Regions from separate parts of the Homo sapiens genome. Here region 2 is linked to region 1. Evidence: chromatin loops called from intact Hi-C (ENCODE). Cell type or tissue: gastrocnemius medialis. All regions are shown on one strand. Each heading gives the region's core, and the rest is flanking DNA. Links, peaks and the distances in the headings are about the cores only.

Region 1 (8,497 bases), core at 427-8,426:
TGAGAATTGAGGATAATATGCATGAAAATCATTTGATCCTGGCACAAAGTAAGTGCCCAATGAATGGTTACTTTTATCCAGTCATACATTCATTCAATCAGCAAATATTTGTTGAGCATCTGCTATGTTCCAGGTATTGTTCTAGGTACCGGGGATATAGCAGTGAGTAAAACAGACAAAGATCTTGCTCTCAAAGCAATTCCATGGCTTTTTAGCCTTAATAAAATGTGCTTAATCTTATTAAATTTGTTTATATTAATTAAATTGTAGTTTAAATTTCTATTTATTTTTTAATTAAATTGTGTGGTATATAGTTATTTAAATGCATTTAATATTATTTTTAAAGCATTAGTAAAGTTTGTTTAATCAGTTATTCCCTCTTTTCTCCACTGGCTTTTTGTCATAGTCACTTAAATGTAATCAAATTTCTTTTATATTTATTTCTTTTCTTTTTTTTTTTTTTTGAGATGGAGTTTCGCTCTTGTTGCCCAGGCTGGAGTGCAATAGCATGATCTCGGCTCACCACAACCTCCGCCTCCTGGGTTCAGGCGATTCTCCTGCCTCAGCCTCCCGAGTAGCTGGGATTACAGGCATGCGCCACCATGCCTGGCTAATTTTGTATTTTTAGTAGAGATGGGGTTTCTCCATGTTGGTCAGGCTGGTCGTGAGCTCCCAACCTCAGGTGATCCACCCGCTTTGGCTTCCCAAAGTCCTGGGATTACAGGTGTGAGCCACTGCACCTGACTTATTTCTTTTATTTATTTATTTTTGTTTTTTAATAGAGACAGGGTCTCGCCATGTTGCTCAGGCTGGTCTAGAACTCTTGAGCTCAAGCAGTCCTCCTGCCTCAGCCTCCCAAAGTGCTGAGATTACAGGCATGAGACACCATGCCTGGCCACATTTCTTTTATATTAAAAAATCCCTGAATCAACCCTTTGACTTCAAGTTAGCTGACAGTGGCTGCTTTAGTTCCTTGCTCCCTTTGCTATAGATATTATCTCACTCACTGTCTCCACTCTCTAGGTTGACTTCATGACTTCTCATTCATACTCCAGAGCACTGGAAGCAGTCTCTTGTTTCTTGTGGAGAGGTCACGTTATGGCAGGCTGTGTTCTAAGGACTGGAGATATGGCTGGGATGAAAACAGACAAAATCCTCTTTCTCTAGAAGGGAAAAATAGGCTATTGCTGTAAACAATAGGTATCACTCTCAACAAGGTCACCCCCTTCCTTAAAACCATTCAATGACTCCATATTTACCTCAGTGACTCATGTTTACTTGATGAAGTTGCACAGCCCCAGATAAAGTCCAAACTCTTTAAAGTGGCATGTGGGCATGTTCCCTCCCTCCCTAGCCTTCCCTCCCACCATTCCCTTTTCTACCTCCACTCCCTCCCCTGCTCACTGCCCCAAACACACACACACACACAGTTCCCATTCTATAGATGGGCTTGACATTGCCCAGAAGTACCATACTTTTATCTGTAAGCAGTGGTGTTCTAGAGTTGATTTGTGTGGGAGTGTGAGAGCGTATGGTGCATGTCTCTTCCCAATTGCATGTTCAGTGAGGTCATGGTGGGAGTAAATCAAGGAAACTGGCAAAATCTACAAATTAGGGCATTCTTGCTTCTCTCTAGAGAGTTATTAAACATTTACCAGCTCACCATAGCCCCTAGGCCTTTGCATTTATGGCCCTTCCCCTACCCTAACTTGGCCCAGCTTAAATGTCCCTTCCTCCTGGGAACTGTGTTTTGACTCTTCAGGATTGGGATAGATACCCTTCACTGTGATTCTTTGGTAACTTGGGCAGCGGCCCCACTATTTTTCCCGTATTCTATACTGGCCAAGTAAAGTCCTTGAGGTCAGGGCCCTTGTCTTGTTCATTGTTGTTCTTGTCTACCTAGGATAGTGTTTGGCACATAGCAAGGTGCTAAACTATATTTTTAAGTGAACCAATACATGAATAATTAAAGTAAGCCCTCCCTACTAATAATAGGCTTTTTATGGTTCAAGAATGTGCCTTAATCTTTGTATCTCCTGAAATTCCTCACACAGAGAAAGTTTAGTAGATGTTTGAATAGATTGAATGGACTAGACTTGAATGTGCTTTATATGAGCCTAAAACTAGGGCCCAATTTAAGATATCCATTCTAGAAGTGAGTCAATGATATTTGAGATTATGATTCTATAGAACCAAAACCTGGAGTATTGAAATATGTCACCAGAAACTTAAGATTTTCCCTGGCCATTAATTTGCCTTGATTTATTACTCTTATTTCCTTGTTTTTTCTAAGGTGATCCCAAGCTCGTTCCACTTCCTTCTTCCCTCAACCTGGCTTTTCTTTTTGAGACAGGTTCTCACTCTGTCACCCAGGCTGGAGTACAGTGGCGTGATCTTGGTGTGCGCCACCATGCCCAGCTAATTTTTGTATTTTTTTGTAGAGATGCGTTTCGCCATGTTGCCCAGGCGGGTCTGTGACTCCTGGACTCAGCCAATCTACCCACCTTGGCCTCCCAAAGTGCTGGGATTACAGGCATGAGGCACCACGCCTAGCCACCCTATTTTTAATGTACAACTTAGGCATGCTCTTTGCTCACAAAATGATACGCTCATTGAACCATGAGTAGGAAAGCAATGTGGTGCAGTAAGAAGTGCTTGAAACTTAAAGTCAGGAGACACTGGTTGTGTTCCTGTATGTCACAACTTTCTGGTCTTTTCATCTGCAATAAGAAAGATAATATCTTCCCTATCCAATTCACTACATTTTTAAAGATGAAATGAGTTAACATAGGTGAAAATGCTTCTGTAAATTGTAAAGTACTACATAGAGTAAATGCAAATTTCTCAAACAAATTGATCTTCAGCACATGCTATCATTTACTTAATAACTCCCTAGCAAGCAAGTGATATCTGCAAAGAAGTAAGAGTGATCCAGTATAGAGAGAGGTTATTTGCCTGGGAAACAGGATGCCTGTAATTAGGTAAAAATGATGGTTTCATGTTGCAAAGACTTAAAGCATCAGCTTCATATCAGATGCTACATAGGAAATGTGGGGTGATTCTGCCTGAGATGCCAAGTGTGCTATCAATCAAGAATAAAAAACAACTGGCCTAAAACACAAATGATAAGGATATACTGGTGGCTGATGACTGGAATAACAAAGCTTCATTCTCCCAAAGGATCTGATAGACTCCAATTAATTTAGAAGCATAGAATGATGTCAAATACAGATCTGTACCAAGCAACAAAGTTCTGCTTTCAAATAGATAGCTGTCAGTGAATATCTCAAATTGCAGACATCGATGCAGATATATGGTTTGCCCTTTTCTTAGTTTGGGGAGATATTTTTCCTTTGCAGAAGTTAGTTATTAGCCTCCCATAAGAGGAAGGGTTCTCGGCGTGGTCCTCCAAACAACAGCATCGTCATGGCCCCAGAGCTTATTAGAAATGCAGTATCTTGGGTTCATGCCAGACCTATTTAATTAGAATCTGCATTTCAATGCAATCCAGGTGATTGACTGCATTTAAGTTTAAAGTGCACCACCATAGGGACCAACTATTCATTTTTCAAATGAAAACTCAAGACTTGAAGGGTGATTTTTTTCCCCCTTAAGGTCTGACACACTTAAATCCCAGTTTGGATTAGAACAAAGATTTCCTGCCTCTGCTGGCAAGTTCCAGCATTGCACACCCTCTCGCAGCCTGGTTCTTTGGCTTACTGGTTGGGAGGCTTGGGGCAAGTTATTGAACCTATCGCTGAGCTGGTTTCCTCATCTATAAAATGGAGATGATAGCAATGTCTACCTCATACAACTGTGAGGATTAGGCCGGGTGTGGTGGCTCATGCCTGTAATCCCAGAGCTTTGGGAGGCCGAGGTGGGCAGATCACTTGAGGTCAGGAGCTCAAGACCAGCCTGGCTAACATGGTGAAACCCTGTCTCTACTAAAAACACAAAAATTAGCCAGGCGTGGTGGCAGGCACCTGTAGTCCCAGCTACTAGGGAGGCATGAAAATCGCTTGAACCCCCAGGAGGCAGAGGTTGCAGTGAGCAGAGATCATGCCACTGCACTCCAGCCTGGGTGAGAGAGTGAGACTTGGTCTCAAAATATACATATGTGTGTGTGTATATATATATGTATATATGTAAGGCACAATACACACACAAAATTGTATTATCAAGTGAAAAGATAGTGTTCCACATAATTCAAACAGTAGAATTAATTTTTTAATTAAATTTGTATTGCACACAGAAACAGAGTTATTATCTCTGAAAACCTTTGTGCCTTGACAGTAGCGTTCAGAAAGCAGTTGTTTTCCTTTCAATCTTTAGTATTTTCCAGTAAAGAAACTTATATAAAAGCTGGATAGGCAGAGGTACCCTGCTAGTCACTGTTATTTAATTACGTGGTAGGTTAGGCTGACCTCTATTATTATGAGTTTGGTGAAGCGGGGCCAAACCCAACATTTGGAATAGGCACACACATGTGTAATAGAAGAACCTGACTCACTGACCCACTTTCTTGGTTACCAAAGCAATGAGAGTTTGGATTATCTGGTTTTTAGCTCCACCTAGTGACCATATATATGGCTCAGTTTTCAGCTGTAAAATTATGGAGAATTCTAGTTTTATGTTTAAACAAAAATACATTCAACTTCTCACTATTCAGGGGAAATGATCCCATATACACATTTTTGATTTTTTTGTTTTGCATAAAATAACAGGCTTAGAGTTCCTGGAGATGATCAGAAAGTTAGAGGACTTCCTATTTAGAACAGAAAGATTGGAGTCATCTTTGATTTTTCCCTTATTTGGTATGTCCATTCTGTCATCAAGCTCTAAAAAAATTAATTTATCAAAACATTATCCAGCCACATGTACTAATTTAATGCTTCCTTTGGGATTGTCTGCTTAGTGAAGCAATGTATTGGACATTACCCTAGAGTTTGGGATTCCAGGCCCCGCTCCTTTGCAGAGCCTTGGAGAAGAATGATTATAGGTGTATCTAGAAAGAGAAGGCTTGAGCAACAGGGTTTCCAGTCCTACAAAACTTGCCTTTTCCCACAGTGTGGTTGGTTGAGAAGCAGAAGAGAGCTTCTGGACCTGAGGGAGCCACAAAAAGGATCAGCGCAAGCTATATGACCGGATGGTCAGTGATAATAGGCAACCTTTCCCTTTACCTGCTTCTTGGAAATGTGTTGTCTGAGCCCTCAGAACCAATATATAACTCTAGGGATAGGGTAGGGCAGGAAGCCCCAAGGATGCCAGAACTGAGGGCTGGGCGTGGTGGCTCACATCTGTAATCCCAGCACTTTGGGAGGCTGAGGTGGGAGGATCACCTGAGGTCAGGAGTTTGAGTCCAGCCTGGCCAACATGGCAAAACCCCATCTCTACTAAAAATACAAAAATTAGCTGGGTGTAATCTGTAATCCCAGCCACTCAGGAGGCTGAGGCATGAGAATTCCTTGAACCTGGGAGGCAAAGGTCGCAGTGAGCCAAGATCGTGCCACTGTACTCCAACCTGGGCAACAGAGTAAGACTCTGTCTCAAAAAATTAAAAAAAAATGCCAGAACTGAAATTTCCTCCCTGTTTAGCAAGAAGGGGACTCAGAATCAAGATTAAGTTGATTTATAGAAAATAAAGAGATGCCCATCCTGGCCAACATGGTGAAACCCTGTCTCTACTAAAAATACAAAAATTAGCTGGGCGTGGTGCCACGTGCCTGTAGTCCCAGCTACTTGGGAGGCTGAGGCAGGAGAATTGCTTGAACCCAGGAGGCGGAGGTTGCAGTGAGCCGAGATCATGCCACTGCACTCCAGCCTGGCGACAGAGCAAGACTCTGTCTGAAAAAAAATAAAATAAAATAAAATAAAATAAAATAAAATAAAATAAAATAAAATAAAATAAAGAGATGCAATGTTTTTGCACACAGGTTTGTGGCTGGAGAATCAGATCTCTACATTAGGAACCTGTTCAGTGTTGGCTGTACTTTGCAGCCCTGGAACTGGAGTTATTTCATATTGAGACCTTGTTAATGAGTTGATGTGCAGACATGAATTTGGGCCTTTAGAAGTCACTGATCAGTGAGGGAATGCCTGCAGACTCTGAGTTAACAAGATTTGAAAGCATGCTATGGAAAAATTTAAATTCCTTGGCACCTCAACAACATACTAGCAAACCGAATCCGACAACACATCAAAGAGGTAATTAACCACGATCAAGGGGTTTCATCCCAGGGATGCAGAGATTGTTCAACATATGGAAGTCAATAAATGTAATGCACCACATAAACAGAATTAAAAACAAAAACAATATGATCATCTCAATAGATGCAGAAAAAGCATTAAAATCAGGCATTACTTTATAATACAAACTCTCAACAAATTAGGCATAGAAGGAACCTACCTCGAAAATAATAAAAGCCTGGGCACAGTGGCTCACACTTGTAATTCCAGCATTTTGGGAGGCCAAGGCAGAAGGATTGCTTGAAGGCAGAAGGATTGCTTGAAGCCAGGAGTTCCAGACCAGCCTGGGCAACAAACTGAGACCCTGTCTCTACAACAATAAATAAGTAATTAAATAAATTAAAAAAATATAAAAGCCATATGTGGAAAACCCAGAGCCAACATTATACTGAATGAGGAAAAGTTGAAAACATCCCCTCTAAGAACTGGAACAAGATAAGAATGCTCACTTTCATCACTTCTATTCAACATAGTACTGAAAGTCCTAGCCAGAGCAATCAGGCAAGACAAAGAAATAAAGGGCATCCAAATTGGAAAAGCGAAAGCTGAACTATCTCTGTTTGCCAATGATACAGAAAACTCTAATGACTCCTCCAAAAGACTTTTAGATAGGAAATTGATTCAGTAGAGCCTCAGGTTACAAAATCAATGTACACTAATCAGTAGCACTGTTATACACCAACAAGGACCAAGCTGAGAATCAAATAAAAAACTCAATCCCTTTTATAATAGCTGCAAAAAAGTAATAATAAAATAGGAATATACTTAACCAAGGAGGTGAAAGATCTCTACAAGAACTACAAAACATTCCTGAAAGAAATAATAGATGACACAAACAAATGGAAATACATCCCATGCTCATGGATTGAAAGAATCAATATTGTGAAAAAGACCATTCTGCCCAAAGCAATCTATAGATTCAATGTAACTCCTATCAAAAAATCAACATGATTTTTCACAGAATTCGAAAAAACAATCCTAAAATTCATATGGAATCAAAAAAGAGCCCAAATAGCCAAAGCAACCCTAAGCAAAAAGAACAAATCTGGAGGCATCACATTACCTGACTTCAAATTATACTGTAAGACTACAGTAACCAAAATAGCACAGTACTGGTATAAAGTAGATACACAGACCAATGAAACAGAATAGAGATCCCAGAAATAAAGCCAAATACAACCAACTGATCTTTGACAAAGCGTACAAAAACATATATTGGGGAAAGGACACCCTATTCAATAAATGGTGCTGGGAAAGCTGGATAGCTACATGAAGAAGAATGAAACTGGATCCCTGTCTCTCACCCTATATAAAATCAACTCAAGATGGATTGGATTAAAGACTTAAATCTAAGACCTGTAACCATAAAAATTCTAGAAGAAAATCTAGGAAAAAACTCTTCTGGACATTGGCCTAGGCTAAGAATTTATGACTAAGACCCCAAAGCAAATGTAATAAAAACAAAAATAAATGGGATCTAATTGAATTTAAAATGTTTCTGCACAGCAAAGTAAATAAACATCAGAATAAACAGACAACCCACAGAATGGGAAAAAATGTTTGCAAACAATGCATCTGACAAAGGACTAATATCCAGCATCTATAAGGAACTCAAACAAATCAGCAAGAAAACAAAAATAAAAACAAATAATCCCATTAAAAAGTGGGCAAATGGCTGGGTTCAGTGGCTCACATCTGTAATCCCAGCACTTAGAGAGGCTGAGGCAGGAGAATTGCTTGAGCCCAGGAGTTTGAGTCCAGCCTGGTCAACATAGTGAGACCCTCTCTCTACAAAAAAGAAAAAATTAGCCAACGTGGTGTCTTATGCCTGTAGTCCCAGCTACTCAGGAGGCTGAGGCAGGAGGATTGCTTGAGCTCAGGAGTTCAAGGTTACAGTGAGCTATGATTGTGCCACTGCACTCCAGCCAGGTGACAGAGCGAGACTTTGTCTCAAAAAGAAGACGGGGTGGGCAAATTACATGAATAGACACTTCTCAGAAGAAGAGATACAAATGGCCAACAAATATATGAAAAAATGCTCAACATCACTAATCATCAGGTAAATGCATATTAAAACCACAATGAGATATCTGCCACCTTACCCAGCCAGAATGGCCATTATTAAAAAGTCAAAAAACAATATATGTTGGTGTGAATGTGGTGAAAAGGGAACAATTATACACTGCAGGTGGGAATGTAAATTAGCATAATCTCTATGAAAAATTTCTCAAGTATGGAATATGGAGATTTC
Region 2 (8,497 bases), core at 167-8,166, 260 kb before region 1:
GCTTTTATTCACTCCACATAGCATTTTTTAGATTAATTCATGTTGTTGCACGTATCAGTTGCTCATTTTGATTTGCTGCTGAGCAGTATTCCATTGTATGAATAACCAGAATTTCTTTATCCATTCTTCTGTTGATGGACATTTGGGTTGTTTCCAGTTTGGAGAAATAAATCTTCTTACAATAAATTATTTAAAATGATTTTAAAATAATAAATGTATTTATAAATAAAGCTTCTACAGATATTTGTGTACAAGAGTTTGTGTAAACATATGCTCCTATTTCTCCTAGCACGTACCCAGGAGCAGAATTATTAGGTATTAACTAGGTCAGTGAATTTTTTTTAAGAAAGCATTTTATTGACATATAATTCACATGCCATACAATTTGCTTATCTAAAGTGTACAATTCAATGATTTTTAATATATTCACAGAGTCATGTAACCATTACTGCAATGAATTTTAGGATATTTTCATCACCCCAAAAAGAAACTGCCTGTCCTTTCATCCCCAATTTCCACATTCCTCCCCTCCCCTAGCCTTAAGTAACCATTAATTTACTTTCTGTTTCTATAAATTTGCCTGTTCTGTACACTTCATATAAATGGAATCATGCAATGTATGGTCTTTTGTGACTGATTTATTTTACATTGTGTAAGTTTTCAAGGTTCATTCATGTTGTGGCATGTATCAATACTTTATTCCTTTTTAATTGCCAAATAATATTCCATTGTATGAATATACCACATGTTATTTATGATATTTGGTTTGTTTTTATTTTTGGCTATTATGAATCATGCTGCCATGAACATTTGTGTACATGTTTTTGTGTAGACATATTTTTTCATTTCTCCTGGGAATAAATCTAAGAGTGGAATTGCTGGGTCATATGGTAACTCTATATTTAACTTTTTGAGGAGCAGACTATTTGCTAAAGTGTGGACCATTTTACATTCCTACAAGCAATTGATGAGGCTTCCAATTTATCTGAATCTTCATCAACACTTACTACTGTCTGTCTTTTATTATAGCCACTCTAATGGGTATGAAGTGGTATCTCATTGTGGTTTCGATTTGCATTTCCCTGATTGTTAATGATGTTGAGCATCTTCTCATAAGCTTATTGGCTGTTTGTATATTTTCTTTGGAGAAATGTCTATTCGGATTGCCCATTTTTAAGTTTGGTTGTCTTTAATTATTGGGTTGTAGGGGTTCTTTATGTATTCTAGATATAATTATCAGATACTTATCAGATATACGCTTTGTAAATATTTTTTCCCAGTCAGTTGGTTGTCTTTTCACTTTCTTGATGGTGTCTGTTGAAGCAGCAAAATTTTAAATTTCAGTGAAGTCCAGCTTATCTGCTGTTTCTTTGGTTGATTGTGCTTTTGGTGTCATACCTAAGTCAGGCGTACGTTTAATCTTATAAAATCCTGAAGGTGTTATGTGAGTTGTGCATGTCTTAGCACAGAAACATGCTCATCTAAGATAGTTACTCGTGAACGAAGCTCAGGGGTGGTGAATATACAACTAGACCCTTTGTGAAGTTCAAGTGAAGAATTTGTGGAAGAAGTTGCCAAGATGAAGCAAAAAAATACAAGTTCATGCAGTTTTTAAAAGTTATCTACCAATATTCAATCAAATGAAGAAAATAGGCTTGGTTTGAAAATTCATGTTTACAATTTGTAGATGAGTTGCTCCTGGTGGGCTGTTGATGTCTCCATTTTACAGTGGAGAAAATTCCCGGACTCTGTTTCCTTATGTGTAAAATGGAGGTGCTGACTCCTACCTTGCCTAACTCACAGAGTTGTGAGAAGCAAATGAGTGAATGCATGGGAATGCACTTGTCAGCTTAAAGTCCTGTATAAGTGCAAAGTGGTGATGTTGTCTACGATAAATTCACACAGTTTTCCCTTGAGCAACTGTTGTAGAACTTCATCTTAGTCTGTTCAGGCTGCTATAACACAATACCATCAACTGGGTGGCTTAAACAATGAACACTTGTTTCTCATAGTCCTGGAGGCTGGGGAGTCCAAGATCAAGGCCCTGGCTGATTCAGTGTGTGGTGAAGGCTCTCTTCTTGGTTAGCAATATCCTCACTTGGAGGCAAGCAGAGAGAGATCATCTCTCTCATGTCTCTTCTTATAAGGACATCAATCCCACCTGTGAGGATTCCATCCTCACGACTTAATCACCTCCCAAAGGGTCCTGCCTCCAAATACCATTACATTGAGAATTTGGGTTTCAGCCTAGAATTTGGTTGGGGGCAGACACAAACATTTAGCCCACTGCAAACATTTTACCCATGTAATGCATGATTCTAAGCATTTTACATTTATTAACTTGTTTACCTCCTTAAGAAGTAAGTATTATTGCTATCATCCAGTTTCACAATGAGGAACTTGAGGCGTGGACAGGTTTCCCTTCCAGAGTCCACGCAGGTATAAATGGCCAAGCTGGGATTTGAACACAGACAGAACTGGCTGAAGTCTGAGCTGCTACTATTGTGCTGTCTGTCTTTCTAAGAAGATGTTGTCGTACCTCTGAGTAGCATCCCTACATTATAGTAACTCTCTCCATCCACAGCCTTTGCTTACTTGTGGGAGGATTGTGCTATCTTCAAATTCTTTGGAGTGTTACCCATTAGAAATAACAGAAGATGCTGAAACTTTGCATAAAATGTTAATGATTTTCCATTTTGGTCTTCTAGAGGTTTGTAATGAGATGGCTGGGTAAGCCATATGCTTCGTGCACACTATACCAATCTTTGTATTTATGGGACAACTAGAACCGCCAACCTGATAGAGCAGATCTCATGAGCTCCTGTATGAGGCTGTCTTTCCCAGGACGTGCAACATGGTGTTCAACTGAGGTGGGAAATACCCTTTGGCTTTGATTGCTAAGAAGGAAGCATTCCCATATCCAAGGTCAATCTCTGTCCTCACTGCCTGGACAGTTTGGCCTTGCTCCTTACAGACTTCTCTGGTGCCTCAGGCTTTGCCTCCTTTTGCCTGAGAGGCTATGGTAACCAGACTGGAGAGGTACCTTGCATGACTGGGTAGGGACACGTGGGGATGGAGAGAGCACTATTTCCTTCTTTTCTATTTTAAAACAACTAGGGACCACTAGTTAACACCTGTAAATTGACCAGAAAGCAAAACATTTTTTAAGCAAAATAATTCTGGTTTTCTAAAAGTTGCATGTCCCGATTACTGAGGTTTCAGAGCATGAGCTATGGAAATTCTAAATTAGGTGAAATTTCACTCAGCAACTCCAGAAACTACTGAATATTCAACTCAAGAAGAACCAACTGAGAAAACCACCTGCATTGCCAACTTTAGCATTTTCTACAGAACAGTTAGAAGCAGAGGTCACAGCCCCAAAGACCACATCACTAGAGATCGGCTGGCTCCATCTCCAGCATTGACTGAAAGGGACAGGAAATTACCAGTTGTACCTAAATGGTACTAATAAAAAACAAGAAGCTCCTACAACTTTATAGCCACTTGGGGAAAGCAAACAACACTGAATAACCCATCTGAATGAGTTCGCTGTTGGTAAATGAGGTAGATTAACTTAGAGGAGCCCCAACATCTATCCCACCTAAAATAGTCATGATTCTTAAAGATGCCTAAGGTAAGTTCATGCCATCAACGATCAGCTGCAATCCCCACAAACCTGTGATTTATAGTCACATCCAAGCTGCCCTGGATGTTCTCCTGGGCCCAGGTTATGGAGCAAGATTCATGGTGACTTCAGAAGCCCCTAGGGAAAGCATAACCTAGGGAAAGCCCAGCCCTAAGCCTCACAAGGCAGAAGTCCACAAAAATTAGTTCCACTGGTTCATAAAGAGCCCGTGTTTTCTCTTTCCCTTAAAGCAAAGAACCAAATAATCTGAAAAAAAAAAAAAAATGAAGATGAATGAAAACACTCTGAAGCTTATTTTGTTTTCATTTTTCAATAGATTAAAAGACAGTGAAATTTATATTAACTTATTTTAAGAAATTATATGCAATCAAAGTTACTCTGTGAGTCAAGACAATCACATGCTGAAAAAAGTTAAATAGTAATACATTAAATCACACAACTTGTGTTATGTTGTTCTTCCTATTGTATCTTTACTCATGAGTTCAATTTAAGTGTGTTGTGTATTTTATCACAAAATTAAATCACACTCTTTCTTTTCTTCAAGAGTTGACAGTTTCTAATGTGGCTTCTCATTCAAAGAATTTATTCTTGTCATCCCCCCAAGCCTCTATTTCATTCCAATGAATCAGCTCCTCTAATTAGCAGGGAAGAATCTGGAATTAATTAACTAAAAGATCTGAGTTGTCATCACAATGTCCTGTTGGGCAACATGGTAAATAAGGAGAATGTGTCACAAATAAAATCATTTTACAGATCAGCCATTTCAGGAAGGGGCAGGAGAGGACAGAGCTCACAAAAAAGCCCAAGCCCGGGATCAAAAGCACAGGTTTTCCTATCTATTAATCATGTGTCCTGGGGCAAATGACTTTATGTTTCTGGGCCTCAGGTGCTTCCTCAAGGAAGTGGAGGTAGTAACCTGCTATGCCTACTTCAAGGGCTTGTTCTTGGGGCCAAATGAAATCACTGATGTGAAAATGTTTTGTAAATGCCAAAGCACCATTCAATTGCAAACTATTATTATTCCAAGGCAGTTGGATTTGCTGGGGGGCACAACAAAAGAAGTCCTTGCATTTTGTATTCAGTCCTCAGACAACATGCTGAGGGGACCCCATTTCCACACACCTCTTCCATCCTAGCAGCCCCCATGAAGGGCTTCTTACTGCCACCGTGGCTTTAAGCCTAATTGATCTCACAACATTTCCTTTTTTCACCACCACATCTGCCCCTAGTGACGTCCCTGAAACCTGACAAGCATATCGAATTTGATCAAAAAGAAGCCTGGGGACTTCTTGTGAGTCTGTATTTGAGCCTAGAAGCCTATGGATTTCAATCAAAGGCAGGCTTGGAAATGAAGAAAAGGTTGCCTTAAACAATTTTTACTATGATTCCAGCAGAGGGAGACAGGACTGCACTTTCCCACAGGATATGCATTTTAATTTAAAGGTTTACAATATGAAGAGCATGCCTGCCTGCCTGCCTGCCTGCCTGCCTTCCTTCCTTCCTTCCTTCCTTCCTTCCCTCCTTCCTTCCTTCCCTTTTCCATCAAATCATGGTAGTCATGATTTTAATGCCCCTTGGTGGAGAAAGTACATGGCTGAAGGCCATTACAAATTCAGCTATGCTTCCAAAATGAGTTTGTGTCTCTTGATCACAAAAGCCACTAGGGCATTTGGAAACAGCAGTCAAGGCACGTTATATATTCTTACTGACTCTTCATTGATAGTTCATATTTATAACCTCTAATTTAAACTGGAGATTACATTTTAAAAATCACTTATGGCTCCTGGTGGAAAGAGCTAGCAAAAGTAAGAAGTAGGGGTTGCCTCATTGGAAGGAGACTAAAGTGCCCAACTTCCTAAGAAGGATTTTGGTCAAGTATTTAATGGATTGCTCAGAGAGTCACCAGATAATTGGTCTGAGTAGTTGTAAGACATTTATTATTTGTGGGTTTTTGTGAGCCAGGCCTTTAAGCAGGAGATGTTTATTATTTGATCAACAATGAGAAATAGGCCGGGTGCAGTGGCTCACGCCTGTAATCCCAACACTTTGGGAGGCCAAGGGAGGTGGATCACCTGAGGTCAGGAGTTCAAGACCAGCCTGGCCAATGTGGTGAAACCCTATCTCTACTAAAAATACAAAAAAATTAGCCAAGTGTGGTGGTGGGCGCTTGTAATCCCAGCTACTTGGGAGGCTGAGGCAGGAGAATCGCTTGAACCCGGGAGGTGGAGGTTGCAGTGAGCCGAGATCATGCCCATTGCATTCCAGCCTGGGTAACAATAGCGAAACTCCGTTTCAAAAACAAAAAATGGTGAGAAATAAGAACTCAAAAAGAAATGTAATTTTTCATCCAATAGTGTACAAAGTGTTATTCTGGGTGCTGACTGTAATAAAAAGATGAATAAAATACAGTGATGCCATTTAGATTGTCCTTTGAGAAAGAGGACTAACAAGGAATATGTGAAACAGTAGCCAAATATTTTAGGCAGCAAATAATTAAACCCTAAAGTCATGTGGTACAAAATAAATACCACTGGTACATGGACAAAGAGAGCTCCCAGTGAGCTACTGTGGTCAGGAGAGGTTATTTTATGGAGGAGATGAGCTTCACATAATGGTTTGGGTTTAGATAGACTTTTCAAGGTGAGAAAAATTGGGGCAATTATGGTATTGGGTTTTTAAAAATGAAATCAATGCTAATCAGAAATACTTTTTATTTCAACCCTTGTTGACGTTTTTCCTAAAATGTAGGAATATATGGACATCTGAAATTGTTTCCTATATTTTGAAAATACTTCAGAATTAAACTCAGAAAAAATTTAAATGTATTTATGCATTTCCTTTTTAGGAAATAAAAGCTTTAGGCATTTGATAGGTTAATTTATTCATTCGTTAAATATTTATTGAACACCTACTGTAAGCCAGGCAAGGTTCTAAGTGGTGAGCAAAATAAATATGTCTCATTGATTATTAAAGCCTTGGGGAGACCAACAATAAAAAAGTAGTTAGACATGCTTCAAAGGAAAAGAACAAATTGAAGTGACAGCAAATAACAGATGTAAAATCTACTTAGGTAGAACAGTCAGGGAGAGCTTTGGTTGAGATTTAAAGAATGAGCAAAGCCAAGCCAGCAAAGTGGGGAGCAGAGCTCCAGGCAGGCCCCCAGGGCTAGTCTGAGGTGCCCAGGTATAGCATCATATGTAGGTTGTATGTATATGTATATAAAATCATATACATTATATATGCTATATATCCTACTTTATTTGCTTATTTATTTCAAGGAATTGCTTATGTGATTTTAGGAGCTGGCAAGTGTGAAATTTGCAGGCCAGGCCAGTAGGCTACAACTCTTGGGCTATTGCTGTAATACTTTCTTTTTTTTTTTTGAGACAGAGTCTCACTCTGTCACCCAGGTTGGAGTGCAGCGGCACTATCTCAGCTCACTGCAAGCTCTGCCTCCCAGGTTCACGCCATTCTCCTGCCTCAGCCTCCCGGGTAGCTGGGACTACAGGCGCCCACCACCATGCCTGGCTAATTTTTTGTATTTTTAGTACAGACAGGGTTTCATGGTGTTAGCCAGGACGGTCTCGATCTCCTGACCTCGTGATCCACCCGCCTCGGCATCCCAAAGTGCTGGGATTACAGGCGTGAGCCACTGTTCCCGGCTATTGCTGTAGTCTTAAGGCAGAATTTCCTCGCCCAGGAAACCTCAGTTTTGTTGCGTTTAAGGCTTTCGAACTGATTGGCTAAGGCCCACACACATAATTGAGGGTAATCTCCTTCTACCTAAAGTCAACTGATTGTAGATGCTAACCACATCTACACAATACTTTCACAGCTAGATCCATGTTAGTGTTTGATTAAATAACTGGGTACTATGACCTAGCCAAGTTGACACATTAAACCAACCATCCCAGCAGGAAACCATCACATCTAGCACAGTGTCGGAGTACTGTGAGATAGGACAAGAAAGTCAGATAAATTTGGGAAGTTGGATAGAGGTCTTGAGGCTAAGATAGAGTTTAGCTTTTATTCCAAGTGCATTGGGAAACCACAGAAATGTATCAGCAGGGAATGGAGATTCATGCATCTTAGAGCCTATTTTTCATTCTCTTAATCAGTGGGACCCAAATGAAAAAATAAGTCACTCTGGCTACTCTCTGGAGAATAAAATAAAGAGTGTATTTTGGGGAGAATAAAATAGGGAGCCTAGTCAAGATCTAGTGGAGAGGCAGAAACCAGTGGAGTGACTTCAATAGAGAACATTTGATAGAAGGAGTTGTTAACTATGCACAAGGTAGATAACTTTTAAAAGGTGTAGAAGAGGGAACAACTGCAGAGAACACCTGTAGGGCTGAGAGAAGAACAAGGAAGGAACTTGGAAATCTGGAGGAGGTCCTGTAAGGTCTGTGATCAATGCTCTGATGGGAAGGCGTGACTCCTGCAGGAACACGCTATTCACCACTGCGGGGAAGAAGAAACTTGCAGGGGGCTGCTTGCTGGAACCATAAGGACCTCAGCTGCTTTGAAGAACACCACAGGAAATAGCTGCACACTGTGCCCCTTCCTGCCACTAAAAAAAAAAAAAAAAAAAAAATAGAAAAAAAGATTCTTTTCTCCCTCTTCCAGGCTTGTAGACTTCATCCTGCACCCTCTACTGGCAGCACCCAGCATTGTATTGACTGGCAAAGTAGAAATGTGGTTTATAGAGTCAGTTCAAGTATTATACAGTAGGGCAAAGAAAGGTGGGCTTGAGGATAAGAGCAAATAAGTGGATAACTGGCACTGGGATCAAGGGTGGACTTGGTGGCCAGGTGTGGTGGCTCATGTCTGTAATCCTAGCACTTTGAGAGG

The links. Peaks named below come from ENCODE experiments on the same cell type or tissue, not always from the same donor. Only the 100,000 strongest peaks of a DNase experiment are listed, where the experiment ranks them.
Region 2: a loop joins it to region 1, with 11 times the contacts of the local background. A loop is called at or near these places in 104 of 110 quality-filtered maps.

The regions. Positions count from the first base shown.
Region 1 is chr6:88,978,920-88,987,416 of GRCh38, reverse strand. No RefSeq gene overlaps it. Among named protein-coding and RNA genes, the nearest start is that of RNGTT, 20 kb to the right of the region's middle. In gastrocnemius medialis, for the core only: CTCF peaks have their summits at 3,665 (motif pointing left) and 4,587 (motif pointing left); DNase peaks (open chromatin) are centred at 3,690 and 4,456; H3K27ac peaks cover 664 bases.
Region 2 is chr6:89,239,304-89,247,800 of GRCh38, reverse strand. No RefSeq gene overlaps it. Among named protein-coding and RNA genes, the nearest start is that of GABRR1, 26 kb to the right of the region's middle. In gastrocnemius medialis, for the core only: a CTCF peak has its summit at 5,030 (motif pointing right); no DNase peak of the experiment used is centred there.